2 separate regions of the Mus musculus genome follow, and region 2 is linked to region 1. A link is a loop called in an ENCODE intact Hi-C map of the cell type or tissue named here. Cell type or tissue: heart. All regions are shown on one strand. Each heading gives the region's core, and the rest is flanking DNA. Links, peaks and the distances in the headings are about the cores only.

The links. Hi-C counts contacts between places; a loop is a spot of excess contacts. Peaks named below come from ENCODE experiments on the same cell type or tissue, not always from the same donor. Only the 100,000 strongest peaks of a DNase experiment are listed, where the experiment ranks them.
Region 2: a loop joins it to region 1, with 18 times the contacts of the local background. A loop is called at or near these places in 3 of 42 quality-filtered maps.

Annotation. Positions count from the first base shown.
Region 1 is chr6:33,122,278-33,130,682 of GRCm38, forward strand. No RefSeq gene overlaps it. Among named protein-coding and RNA genes, the nearest start is that of Gm22321, 38 kb to the left of the region's middle. In heart, for the core only: a CTCF peak has its summit at 4,548; no DNase peak of the experiment used is centred there.
Region 2 is chr6:32,978,763-32,983,762 of GRCm38, forward strand. All of the region lies in intron 3 of Chchd3 (coiled-coil-helix-coiled-coil-helix domain containing 3), which reads right to left. Among named protein-coding and RNA genes, the nearest start is that of Chchd3, 79 kb to the right of the region's middle. In heart, for the core only: a CTCF peak has its summit at 218; no DNase peak of the experiment used is centred there.

The sequences.
Region 1 (8,405 bases), core at 1,721-6,720:
CCACTTTATGAGAAGTCTCTTCATGTAGACCAGATGTTTCAGATCCTCAAGTAGATCTGAGTGTAGTAAGGATGCCTTCCTGTGACCTGTTTTCCATGTCTAGGATCAGTCTCTGTTCATGAGCAACTATGGTCCTGAGGCTCCAGTCACCGTGAGGGGAAGGCTTTCAGAGATGCTCACCCAAATACTTTCAGTAATCTTCATCATTGTAAGAATGGCATGGGGGTTAGCACCCCAGTTTGAGTCAGCGCTCACCAGTAAGAATGACATGGGGACCAATACCCCAGCATGGCCCAGCTCTTGTTACATAGTTGGAATCCTAGGGGATCTGCCCTCAGTTGCTTAGTATATTCCAGAGCAGTTTGAGTTAAACCAGTCTGAGCTCTGCAAACACAGGTTTCTTAGCAACAACGAGGACACATTACCATGGGTCAGGTCCCCTCCTTGTCAAATCAACACTTGACGCTCTGTCTGGCTTCCTGTTGAGAGTGAGCATGCCCTCTTTACTAGACTCAGGAGTGTGCAGCCATCAAAAACAATACTGGTACATCAACACCTCAGCTTATGTCTTTGCATCTTCCACAGCTTGTTGGCTATTTATAGCAGGTATACTGCCCGAAGATGGTTTTGAGGGGCTGGAGGCACTAGGCAGTCTTTGTCTAACTCTTGTTTCTTTGTTGGAATTATCTCTTTCTATCTTTGTGTCCTGATGATGGATGCTGTGATGTGTCACCCAGAGTGAAGGAATTGCTGCCCAGCTGCTGGGAGCCTTAGGCAACTTGCCAGCACCCTTTGGGAAATTACTAAAGATTGTCATACAGCCCAAGGTCATACTCCCTTCCCAAATTGGTCTGCATCTAACAATTGATTAGTGGGGAGTTTAGAGTCACAACACCCAATTGGGAGAGTTCTTCACAGCTCCCTATAGAATTAGCTAAGATGCCATTGATCTGAGTCACAGACCAATGCTGCCAAATTCTACCTTCAGAAACTCCTTACATTTCTCTTATGTCTATTCTAAGAGAACCCTAGTAAAACGTCTGACTTCCTCAGGAGTATAACCTGCCATGGTCCTCAAACTCCAGATTTTAGGCTGGTGAGTGTGGTATTGGGAGGCAGAGAAATTGACTTTCATGGCTAAGCTGCTGATCACACACCATCAGGGTATACTCCAAAGGGTGTGCTGGGTGGATGATATCACCCCACCTTCTGTATTGATGCCTGACACACCATCACTGTGGCCAAATAGCTGACAAAAAACAACCAGAGGAAGTAAGGGTTGTAAGTCCAGAGGAATACAGTCCCCTATGATAGAGAAGATATGGCAGTGGGAGCAGCTTTCAGCTTGATCCATGATCCTACTAAGAAAAAAAAAATAGATCTAACTTTTTCCTTCCTCCTTTTTCATTCAGTCCAAGACTTGGGGTTACCAACATTCAGGTCTTTTGCCCTCAGTTCATCCTGTCTAATTAGAAATAATCAGATTCACCCAAAGGTGTGTTTCATTAATACCCTAGACACTTTCTAATCCAATCAAACTCCACCATCAAATACATCTTTTTTTTTTTTTGATAAGTGTGCTCCAGCGAATTCAAGCTCCTTTCAATCCTTTTTGTTAACTTTGAATTTATTTACATATAGTATGAGTCTTCACTGAAATTTGAAAATGTAGTTTGGCTTTGTTTCTAAGTCAGGTCATTTTGACAGTTAGCACTCTTATCTGTAGCTGACAAAGCACAGGCCTGAAGCACCTGGAGGAAGAATGAAGACACCTTCACATCTGTTACCACCACGTTATAGCTTGGGACCCTCCAGCTTTCTGATGTCGTCAAATCTTCTCAGGTAGGATGGGGTTGATCAGTCCTTGCATTAACTCTCCCCCTCCCCAATTATAGTGCAAGTTACAGACAGGCTTCCTTTCTGAAGGGAAAGAGAAGCTGAAATTAATGATATCTTGAAATATTTTTAAATTCCATGTGCTTAAGAAAGTATAGTTTAGTTAATTCACAAGTAAGTAAGAAAGAAGCTTGCAGTCTCACCCCCAAACACTGATTCTTCTGTTGATTTTAATAAGAACCCAAGAAAAGCCCCTTGACATCTGTCTGCCTTAGAGCCTTTTTATCTGTTGGGGACAAATAGGGATATCAAACTGGCTTGTGTGATGGGGGTGGGGGGGCACTCTTTTTTAGATTGTCAGATTTTCAGAACTGGAGATCGTGTAAGAAAGATGCAGCACTTGGCACACAAGACATATCGCTTACTGCAGATTCCAAACACAGCAATGACGGGGAAGTCTTTCAAGTGTCAGATCTGCAACTGCGGGTTTAACTGCTGCCTTGGATCTATGCTTTTCTCTAAGAAAAGCAAATTCACCTGCCCTTCAATGTCTAGTACAAGCAGGAAAATGAAGGGGCTTGTTACAAAACTGGAGGGTTTTGGTTGTTTTTTAAAAAAAAATCTTTTCTCCAAATGGCAGAAAATTGGCACAAACACCCATAATTTCCATAAAGAAAGTGATGGCGTTGGAGGTAGAGGGATGGAGTGGCAAAAGGCAAGGCAGAAGCTGCACTACTCAGGGATGCACTCCAGCTTCCCGACAGGGTACAACAAGGACCTCACTCCTGATCCCTCAGAAGCAGAATGGCCAATATCTGACTTATCTATCACTCTGCTGCTGTGAGGATGTATTTGAGCAAAATAATCTTCCCATGACATATTCACCTCGCCTAAACAAAGCGAGTGATGGGCAGTGAATTCCGGATGTCGGTGGTTCCCTGATGCTCTTACTTCTCTCTGCATTTGCTTCACCTTTGATGGCCCAGGGTATGGACAGCATCCTGAGATGGCTCACTGCTCTTCTCTCTTCCCCATTTGTCTTAGTCAGGGTTTCTATTCCTGCACAAACATCATGACCAAGAGGCAAATTGGAGAGGAAAGGGTTTATTCAGCTTACATTTCCACATTGCTGTTCATCACTGAAAGAAGTCAGGACTGGAACTCAAGTAGGTCAGGGAGCAGGAGCTGATGCAGAGGCCATGGAGGGATGTTCTTTACTGGCTTGCTTCCCCTGGCTTGCTCAGCCTGCTCTCTTATAGAACCAAGACTACCAGCCCAGAGATGGTCCCACCCACAACGGGCCTTTCCCCCTTGATCACTAATTGAGAAAATGCCTTACAGTTGGATCTCATGGAGGCATTTCCTCAACTGAAGCTCCTTTCTCTGTGATAACTCCAGCTGTGCCAAGTTGACACACAAAACCAGCCAGTATACCCTTCTTTTCCTCCTTTCCATGTTTATTTCTCCCTGCAATTAAAACGGTTTTCTCTCAGGGTGAGATATATGGCATATATTTAAAAGCAGTAGAATCTTATTTTCTCTCCAGATGTTGCATAAGTACCAAATACAATCAGAGTTGTCGACTTGGAACTATGATAAGGGCCTTTCTAAGGGTCCCAGGAAAGAGACGAGAGTATAACGTGAAGATTCTTACCATCTGCCACACAAGCACGTTAATAACTTTCTCTGTCTTGAAACAATGTGGCTGGCTCAGAAGTGTCCCACACTGCCACTGCTATCTCTTGTCCTCTGCCTTCTCATCCCTCTCCACGTCTTTCTTTATTTCTCATATTTTTCTGTTCTTATCCTCTTCCCCTTCCTCCCATCATCTTCCCCTCCTCCCCCTGCATCCCTTTTCCTCTATTTCTTCTTTACTCCTCCTCCGGTCCTCTCCTCTTCCTCTCTCCATCGCTTACTTCTGTTTCTATCCCTCTCCTCTTTTCCTGTCCACCACGTCTTCTTCTCTTCATGCTCCTTTCCTCATTCAATTTTCATTTTCAAGGAAAAATTCCTGGTCATGGACTGACCAGCAAAGATGTGGGAAGATGCCATAGATCCTGAACCCAATTCAGTCCATAGAGTCCAAGGAGACACGTTCTACCTGCCAAGCAGCACTAAGTGTACACTCACCAATTGTAAGCAAGCCAAGGCCTCGGGGGTGGGTAATCAAGCAACGTCATGGCAGTGATTTAACACTTGGAAAGTCTTTTGCATTAGAGAGAAGAAATGACAGAAAGAATAGTAACTCCATCATATCTACACAATGTTTTCTTAAAAGCTTGAAGCAAGGTAATTATTATCACACATGTATGAGTTAAAAGGGGCAGCGTTTTCTAGTCTGAAAAGATATATATGGTTTACTAAGTCAACCAGGACAAGGCAGGCTAAGTCCAGTTGGTATCAAGGCTTTCCAAATACAGGGCTGTGTTCCATCCAGAGCACGAAACACAAGGATCCCCCAGGGGACGTTCAGCCGGCAGGAATCTGAGCAGCCAGCAGCAGGAGAAGTCAGTACAGCAGAATGAATCACAGCCTGGGGCCAAAACTTAACTCAGTCCTAGCTCAGCTGCTTTGACAGCTCTTCAGCAGAGGATAGCAGGCATCGCGCTACCACTCTAGGACCAGGATTTCAGCACAGCAGCGGTGGACAGTTCCCTACACACTTCTCTGGCTTCTGTTCAACATCCCTCAGAAGGGACTCGGAAGCCGCCTGCAGGTGAGACCTGGAAATACAGAGGCCGTAATAAGCTCAGCCATTCATAAGTGAGTCAAGGCCTCAGCAGGAACAGAGAGCAACCCCCAAGACTTGCTTCACTCTTTCTCAGAGAAGCTCAAGGAGTAAGGACCAGCCACCCACAGCAGTCTCCAGTCATTAAAACAAAACATTCCTTAGCTATTTATTGGTTTTCCTCCCTACCTTCCATTCCTGGTTTCCCAGATACGTTCCCCCCCCACCACCACCACCACCACCAAATCACTCCCTGGATTCAAGTTAATCTCCAGATTTGTTTTTAATGCAATTCAAGCCTAACCCAGTCTCTTCTCCTTCGCTTCTCCACATCTCTCACTCATTTGATGGGTCTGTTGAGTCATACAGAATATTAGACACTACCAGCCCCACCTTCAATTGCTTTCAAGAGACACCCCCCCCCCATGGCTCATTCAATGTCCTTGTAACAGCAGTAAAATTTGCTAATGACTGGTTCATGTCTCTGTTGTCTGCATCTCCACATTGAGGATGCTCTGAGCTGGCCTTATTACTGCCCAGCATTTTAAATAGCTCCCCCTGTCTGTACCCTTAGACCATCATTGGCCAACTTGTTCTTTTTTGAGCTAGACAGTCACTAGTCAGGCTTTGCAGCCATGACTCGTCTATGGTATACTGTAGTAAACATGGGTGATATAGAAATGTATGATTAAGGCTGTGTTCCACCAAGGCTTTAACAATGGATTGGACTCTGAAATTCATCCCATTTACACGGACCACAGAATACTCTTTTGCATCAATTCAGTGATTAAATAACTGTTTCGGATGTAAAGGAATAATCAGGGTAGATTGCTGGGTCTTGACCTAAATCTTGAGCTCTCCAAACAAAGAATGCTTTCTCCAAGCATCTCACTGTCATTGCTGGGCATGGTGCCCAGCACACAGAGCATTCTTAGCACAGAATAGGTGGCTAAGCAAGAGGAGCAAAGGGTACTCCCTACTTGCTTCCAGAAAGGCACTCACCTGCTGAGCCTCACAGTCATCTCTCCATGAAGTGTCATGAAGACAGGCTCTTCCTACATGTAGTGTCCCTCTGCCTGCTTGAGTATCTCTCTCTGTGCCCCAGTCTCTCTGATAAGCACTTGATTTGTGGGTCTGAGTTCACGGCCAGTAGCATAAAACCGCCCTCTTCCCAGCCTGGTTTCTAGAATTCTTCAGGAAACATTTGGCAATGGTTAGCCATCTGAATTTGTGTGTGGAGAACAGGATTATGGGTAACAGGTGTTTCTGCTGATTCTGCCAGAAGAAGACTGTTCCAACCAGCTGAAACTTGAAAGCGTTGTTATTGAAATCATTCACACACACACACACACACACACACACACACACACACACTCCAGGGGAAAATAATGCATGGTTACAATCTGATCAAGCAATATTCCTAGCTGCTGTTCTATAAGCTTCGAGGACATTCCCTTAGATGACTTCCCCATTGATTTCATCCACACTGAAAGGATAACCATCTGCAGACTCAGCCTAAAGGATTTATCACTTCCTGGTTCTGGTGCTAAAACAACTGCCCACCACTGATAAGATCAGGAGACTGGTTTAACAAATTGAACTTTAATATGATTTTCCTAAGAAAATTTATCATCCCCAGATACCCCATGGCATGCTGAAACAGCCTCTGCAGGAGATGAAGGGATAAGAAAGCCCCGTAACAGCATGGCCTTTGGGCTCAGCGATGCTCTGATCCATGCATTAAGATTGTATGGGTACATGTGTGCCCCTGTGGGAGCTCCCAGGGAAGTGTGGTGACTTGGGAAGAGAAGTGTGACCCACACACATCAATGACCATTTCAGGGAAGGACTGAACAGAAAGGAGCCCTTGAGTCCCCTGCTCCCTGTCTGAGTCTTCTGTCACACCCGTGGGTAATCTGGTACCCCAGAACCAAGCCACTGGGCCTTTGTCACCCTCCCACCATGGAAACTTGTTTCCAGAGAGAACATCGGATGAAATACTCATGCTGAATGCTGCAGCCTGGAATAATCATAATGTAAAGTACTGACTGTTGGACTCTTCCTGTCAGAATGCCAGTCCAGGCAGGCCAGGATGTGTACCTGTCATGACGTGTTACAGTTTTCTTAAAATAGCCAATGAGTAAGTGACACACATTTAGTTACAGAAACACTGCCATAGAACACACTACAGAGCACATAGAGAGGGAATAAAAAGCTCAGATAAACCTTTGCAGAAGGCCTGATGCACATTGGCCCACACATACCCTGATGATTGTACTTGCAGACATGCTTGTTTTAACAAATACAGTATTTTTAAAGTGCCTAGAAGAGTGTTCATAGGAACAAGATATGATTTTTTTTGTCATTTTCTTAACCAAGCAAACATAAATAAAACAAATGAAAAGCTGACAAACTTTCATAGATGGCGAGGAGAAGGGAGAGAAGGAAGTCCGACTCAGGAAGGGAGAGAGGGATGTCTGTCTGTCCCAGCATCCCTCTCCTGTCTGAGGAGCACCCACATTTTCCCTTTACTCTCTCAGTTCTTCCAAATTGGGGGTGTTTTTTTTCAATTTAAGCTCATAACTGCTGTTTATTGGCAGCAAGATCTCTCAGTCCCAGAGTGCTAGGGTTGGGAAGGGCCACAGCCCCGTGCACTTTGGGAATCCCTGAGCTACTGCTGCTATATTTTAACAGATTTCAGCTAAACAAATGCCTCTCTGAAGGCATCACCTGGAGACACTGAATGAGACAAAGTTAATCCCTCCAGTCTCACTGACTACATAAACATCTCCCACGGAAGATCAGGTCACGGAAGATCGGGTCACCTTGGTGTTGACTCCCTTCCTCAGATGGCCACTGTTGATGACCCAGATATAAAACAATAAGAAAGACGAAGGCCATGGCTTCAAAGTGTGAGCCTGTTTTGTGCTTCTCATTGTAATGAAGAGCTGTTTTGTCATCACCTAAGCAGCCTCATCCTAGAAAAGGGTTGGTGTCTTCCTGCCCCTGTTTTGTTAGGGAGGGACTTTTCTGTCTTTTCCAACCTGCAACTGACAAAGCAGAGACTCAGATCCAGGCCTGTCTCGGTCACACATTCCCTGTATGAGGCATTGTGCTGAAGGGTTTGCATGTTGTCTCTAAGTCTTGCCACAGATGGGAAGGGGCATTGGTATCCCTTTTTTTCTAGTTGGGACTGGTGCAAGGTTAGAACTCTTAGTGATGGAGCTGCTATTTAAAGTGGGGATGTTCTGGCTCTTGCAGCGTGCCTTCTTGCTGTTCCGGAATTGTGGGTCCTTTTCATTTTCTCCTTTAATTTTTAAAATATTTTTTCAGATTTTTCTAAAATAAGCATGTATAACACTAAAATGTTGTCTTTTATAGCCTTTTAATTACAAAAGGAACACACGGAATGAGGGCTTACTATGAAACATGGAACACTGTGGATATTGAATTACTGCTATAATGGGTAGAAGAGATTATAAAATGGTGTTATTGCATATTTAGCTTTACTTTTATTTCTGCTATTGCTAGCAATTCTTTCAGAGTGAGGTGAGGTAAGTCTGGGTCAAGACTCCTCTTTTTCACACAAAGATCCTGGCAAAGAGTGCAAATGGTGGCCATCGTTAGCCTGCACTGAGAGATCAGTAGCCCTCCCTCTCCGTCTGCTCCCGCCAAGTCCACAGAACTGGGGCAGTTAGTGAGGGTTCCAAGAATGCCCCCGAGAGGCAAGCTTCTCTTGACTCTCTTACACAAGCATGGTAGCCTATAGGTTAGTGAGCACTCAGAGCTGTAGGGGCAGAGCAAAGGCGGAAGTGAGTGCTGGCTGCCACATTTTAAAGGT
Region 2 (5,000 bases), core at 1-5,000, 150 kb before region 1:
CTCAAAGGTTTGTCTTCAACGGTCAAGAACCAAGGTGCTTCTCTTCCTCTCGGTAGGGGTCTCAGCTTTCATTCTTTTCTTACTATTCTTCCAAGATGAACTGTGCTGTTGGTTGCTTAGCAGTGACTCTCAGCTTACTAGCTGTCATCTATACCCTGCTTCACACTGGGTCTTTCTAAACTGTTAGTGATTTGCTGGTTGGTGCTGGTAGAGTTTCCATTAGGGAGTGCCAGAGGGCAACTGCAAGGCTGAAGGAATACCTGCCTGGTGGCTTTGCTCCAATCCAGCTGGATGCAGAGGTTAGTTTATTCAACCTTGCAGGACCAAGCTCCTTGGGTGCCACTCCAGTGTCACTAGTCCCACCCACTGGTACCCTCCTCAAATCACTAGTACCCTCCCTTCTACCACCTCAGACACGACCACCGACCAGAAGGTACCCCCACTTCAGAGGCTCCACCTCCTTCCATTGCTCCCTAGGCTGAGGTGGGGACCTCTTCATGCTCTGTGTCTTGCATGACACATATGTGTCCTCTGGCAAGGCCAGTGAGTCCAGAATAGTTCAAATTAAGCAGTGACTATAGCTCATACACCAGATTCCAAAGACTTGACATGAAAGAAAAGGATGTAACATGCCTCTGCCATGAATGCTATATTGATTGCATATTTGAGATACACTAAAAAATAGAAACATTCCTAGAGATGTATTTATAATTTAGACAGTTACTAGGAAGTTAGCTATATAGGTAGGTAGGTGGCTCACTTTGATTCTGGTAAACAGAACTGCCTTAGGACTGGTAAATTTTGTTTCTTTTGTTTTGACTATTAATGTCTCATGAATAATCGTTACATCAAATTTCTCTGTAAAAATAATCAGTATGCTTTGTCTCCATAGATTCTACGGACCAGCTGTTTGTATTACTACATTCCCTAATTCCTCACAGGGAAACTCTCAGAGAACCCCAGGATTTCGGTCCTTCTGCTGGGACATCATCCAGCTTCCGGTCTGCAGAGGCAAAGCCTAGTACCCAGATCCTGTTTTCTTTACAAATTATCTATTCTTTCCATCTTAAAACTTCTACAATTTTCTTCTTATCCTCAGAATTTTTTTCTCTGTATTTTAAAAATTGTCACAATCTATGACTACGTGTGCATCTTTTCTCATCAATCCAGCCTAGAAAAATAAGAAGCCTTTCAATTTACAGGCTCCAGTCTGCCCTTGGCTTCAGAGAAAGCTGTCATTTAATTATCACCTCTCTTCCAACTCTTCCTTTGTCTTCTTCTGGAACTTAGGCTATCTTATCACACACAATATGCACATAAGAAATCAAGATACATCTTAAGCTGGTGGCATCTCATGATCAAGTGGCAACAAGTACCAATGTACAGATGGTGGCCTGTGAGCTACTGTGGAGACCTCCTGCAAGAAGCTGCTCCCGCTGAGGAGGGCTGTCCCCTTCTGTCTGTGACAAAGAGGCTTCTCCTTCTTTCCATCTGCTACTTCATCTGGGCCGAGACCCACCTCTGTACCACCCTCACTGAAAATACCTGAAGAGCCAAGAAACATGTCCTTGGGTGGCCAGCAGTGTGTGATCAGCCAACAGACCTGTAACTGAGAAAGTCTCCACATTCCATCTCCCCACACCACACCCACCTAAATAGTTGACAGAGATGGACCCCAAACATACTCTTAGGAGCATCCTTAAAACTGAGTCCACCTCTGTGTATTCTTATGCTACACCAAAAAAAAAATCCACTGGCTCACCCCACTCTCAGGCTTTTTGAAGAAATTGTTATTGGAAATGAGACAGGAAATGAAAGGGGGAAAAGAAAACAGTTCAACAATGAGCAACACTGGTGACAAACCTCCAATGGACCACGGACCCTTCCACTTTTAAAGGTCTTAATCATAGCGTTACATTTTAAGAGTGACTTAAAGAACTTTAGAATAAAGTTAATAAATTAAAAGCTAGAGTGCAGGTGGCAGATGTGGTGGCCCAAGCCCGTGATTCCAAAAGTGGAAGGCAGAGGCAGAAGCAAGAGGACAGGGAACTTGAGTATAGATAGCCTGAACTACATAATGAAACCCTGAATCAAACAAAATAAAACCACAATAAAGACTGGATGGGTTGATCTGGCAATGGGGGTGGACTAAATTGAAAACTAATGCTTATGAAAATAGTGTTTGTATATCATCTTTTCTTGATTGGCTACACTTTTCTAAAAAGAAACTTGTGCTCTAGCACAGGCCCCATGTATTACAGGCACTGTGAAGTCACTGTGTACACAAAGAACAAACTGTAGACCACAATCAAACAAAGGCAATGTTCCACAGGGACAGAGCAGCAGCGGGGTACATCATAAGGATGCAGGACAACCAAGTGAGGAAAGGAAAGACCTATATGGCTTTCAGACCATCAACGGAAAGCTGCAGGTCTAATGAAGCTGTGTAAGGAAACAGGACAATCCCTCTCCAGAGGAACACTGCGAAACTAATCCTGAATCCCCTTCAACAAAGGATAAGCAGCCTCTTAAGAATCAAATTTGTATCGTCGGGCACAGTGCAATCCCATGATTCACTAGTTAAACACGCGCCTCTAATCCACATCAGTCTCCTCTGAAGAAAGATGGCCTCAAATGCTTAACTCCGCACCCTCAGGAAACGTGAGAAGTGCTGACGAGGCCTATCCGGCCCTAAGCCAACTGTCCCATCTAGTAAAAGTCACCTTGGCACGCAGAGGAAGCACAGCGACAACTCCGGCACCCACTACTGCTCCACAGCAGTCAATTTTCAGGCTTCCCTGACACTATCCATCAGCCAACAAGTTGTTCCTTGGCAGATACTTTATTTCTAGTAGTCCCTCTGAAACCATGTTTAAAAAAAAATAAAGCAAATTCTAATAAAAATGAATTGATCTGAATGCCACACCAAGTCATATACTGGATTTTATTTTAATTTTCACCTTAAACATGAAAAGAGATGGTGAAAGTATGCAGATAAAAAGAAAGAAGTGGAATTGCTGACACCCTCTTGAGGATAACTCCAGTGCATTCCCTCACCAGGATTTCTCTTTCTCCACGACACTTAATATGTGATCGACATAAAAGAGCTGCACATTACTTAATATAAACATTTCTATGAATTTGGAAATAAGTAAACACCCATGAAGCCACGCTACCATCACGGCCATTAGCATCACTGTCATTTTCCAAAGCGTTCCAACCCTAATTATCTTAGATTTATTTAGTTTTAATTGTGTGCATGCGCCTATCTGTGGGTATGTGCATTTGAGGGCAGGTGCCTGTGGAGGGGTCGGATCCCCTGCAGCTGGAGTTACAGGCATTTGTGATCCAACTGACCTAAGTGCTGGGAACCAAGAGTGGGTCTTCTGCAGGAGCAGCATACCTTCTGATCACTGAGCCATCTCTCTAACTCCTCCATTATTATTATTAATACCAATGTTGCTGCGTGTAAAATTAACATATAGTTTAACCTCTTAACAAATCCTAGTTTACAACACAGTATTGTCAGATACAGGAATTATACTATATCCTCACTTGATATTTCTATCTCTGACTCAAAAGTTCAACTATAAATGTACTTCAAGAATTAAAAATTATTATACAGAATTCACATCAAAGACTTTATAAAAAAAGAAGTTGCCTGAATTATAGTACAAATCAAGTTTTGTTTTGTTTTTAAAGTCTAATGTGTAGATTACAGCACGCAGACAGGGAATCAACCTACAGGAGGCAGGCTTAACATTCAGGCTTTGCTCTGAGCTTCTCACAAAACATGATTTAAATGCACTCTAACAAAAGACGCCAGACCTCTGTGGTCCTTTCACCCCCTACTCTGTTCACTGTGTTCTCTGTAGCACGGGAGATTTTTTAAACTTGTAAGTCATACATATTATGTACATTTTTACATGTATAACACTGTCTACTAATATAATAGCTGCTACTTACAAAGAACCCTCTAATGCCACCCACATATTTTAACACGTTTACACACACAATTTCATTTATTTCTCATAAAAATCCCTCAGGGGAGCTGTACTCCCAATTCAGACCCAAAGAAAACAAAGATGGAAAGTTAAACAAATGGCTCAGAATTACACAGGCAAATAAGAGGCAGAACTCAAACTGAAGATTTATGACTCAAAACAAATGGCGGTCACTGTGTTGTGATCTTAACTGTATGAAACCCAATGCTCCAATAGGACACTCTAAGAGCATGTTCAGTTCTGAGTCCAAGTTTAGCTTCAGCTAGCTGTTCATGGCCATAACTAAAGCCTTCCATCTGCATGCATTTTCTCAGTGCATTGTCCTGTGGTCTGAACTTTAACTCTATCCTCATGCAACTGCAGAGGCAAGCACAGTGATTGACATCACATGGCAACAGGTGACAAATAATGTGTTCGCCTCCCTTTTTCATTCATAGATGCTTGAGGCTGAGATGGCTGTTAAAAAAGAGCCATTCCTGGGCTGGAGAGATGGCTCAGTGGTTAAGAGCACCGACTGCTCTTCCGAAGGTCCTGAGTTCAAATCCCAGCAACCACATGGTGGCTCACAACCATCCGTAATGAGATCTAATGCCCTCTTCTGGTGCATCTGAAGACAGCTACAGTGTACTTAGATATAATAATAAATAAATCTTAAAAAAAAAAAAAAGAGCCATTCCATAATACAACCCTGTATGTAAAAATCCCACTAAGAAAAAAAATGCATAAAACAAAAGGTATAGTCAAATTACTGTGTCTATAAGATATAGTGTGAACCATTACACAAAAACTAAAAGCAGTTTATATCTGTGTTTAGCCCCAAAAATGACCAAAATTGAGAATATAATAAATAAATGCTGAAGTTGCCTTTGAAAAGATTAATGCATATGTGGTCCCCCACACTGAGTAATTAGTTTTCCAAATGCCCTTTCCCTTCAGCAACACAGCTCCTAGGGAAGAAAAGGAATGGTGATGCTGTCACGAGGGAGACTGTGCTCA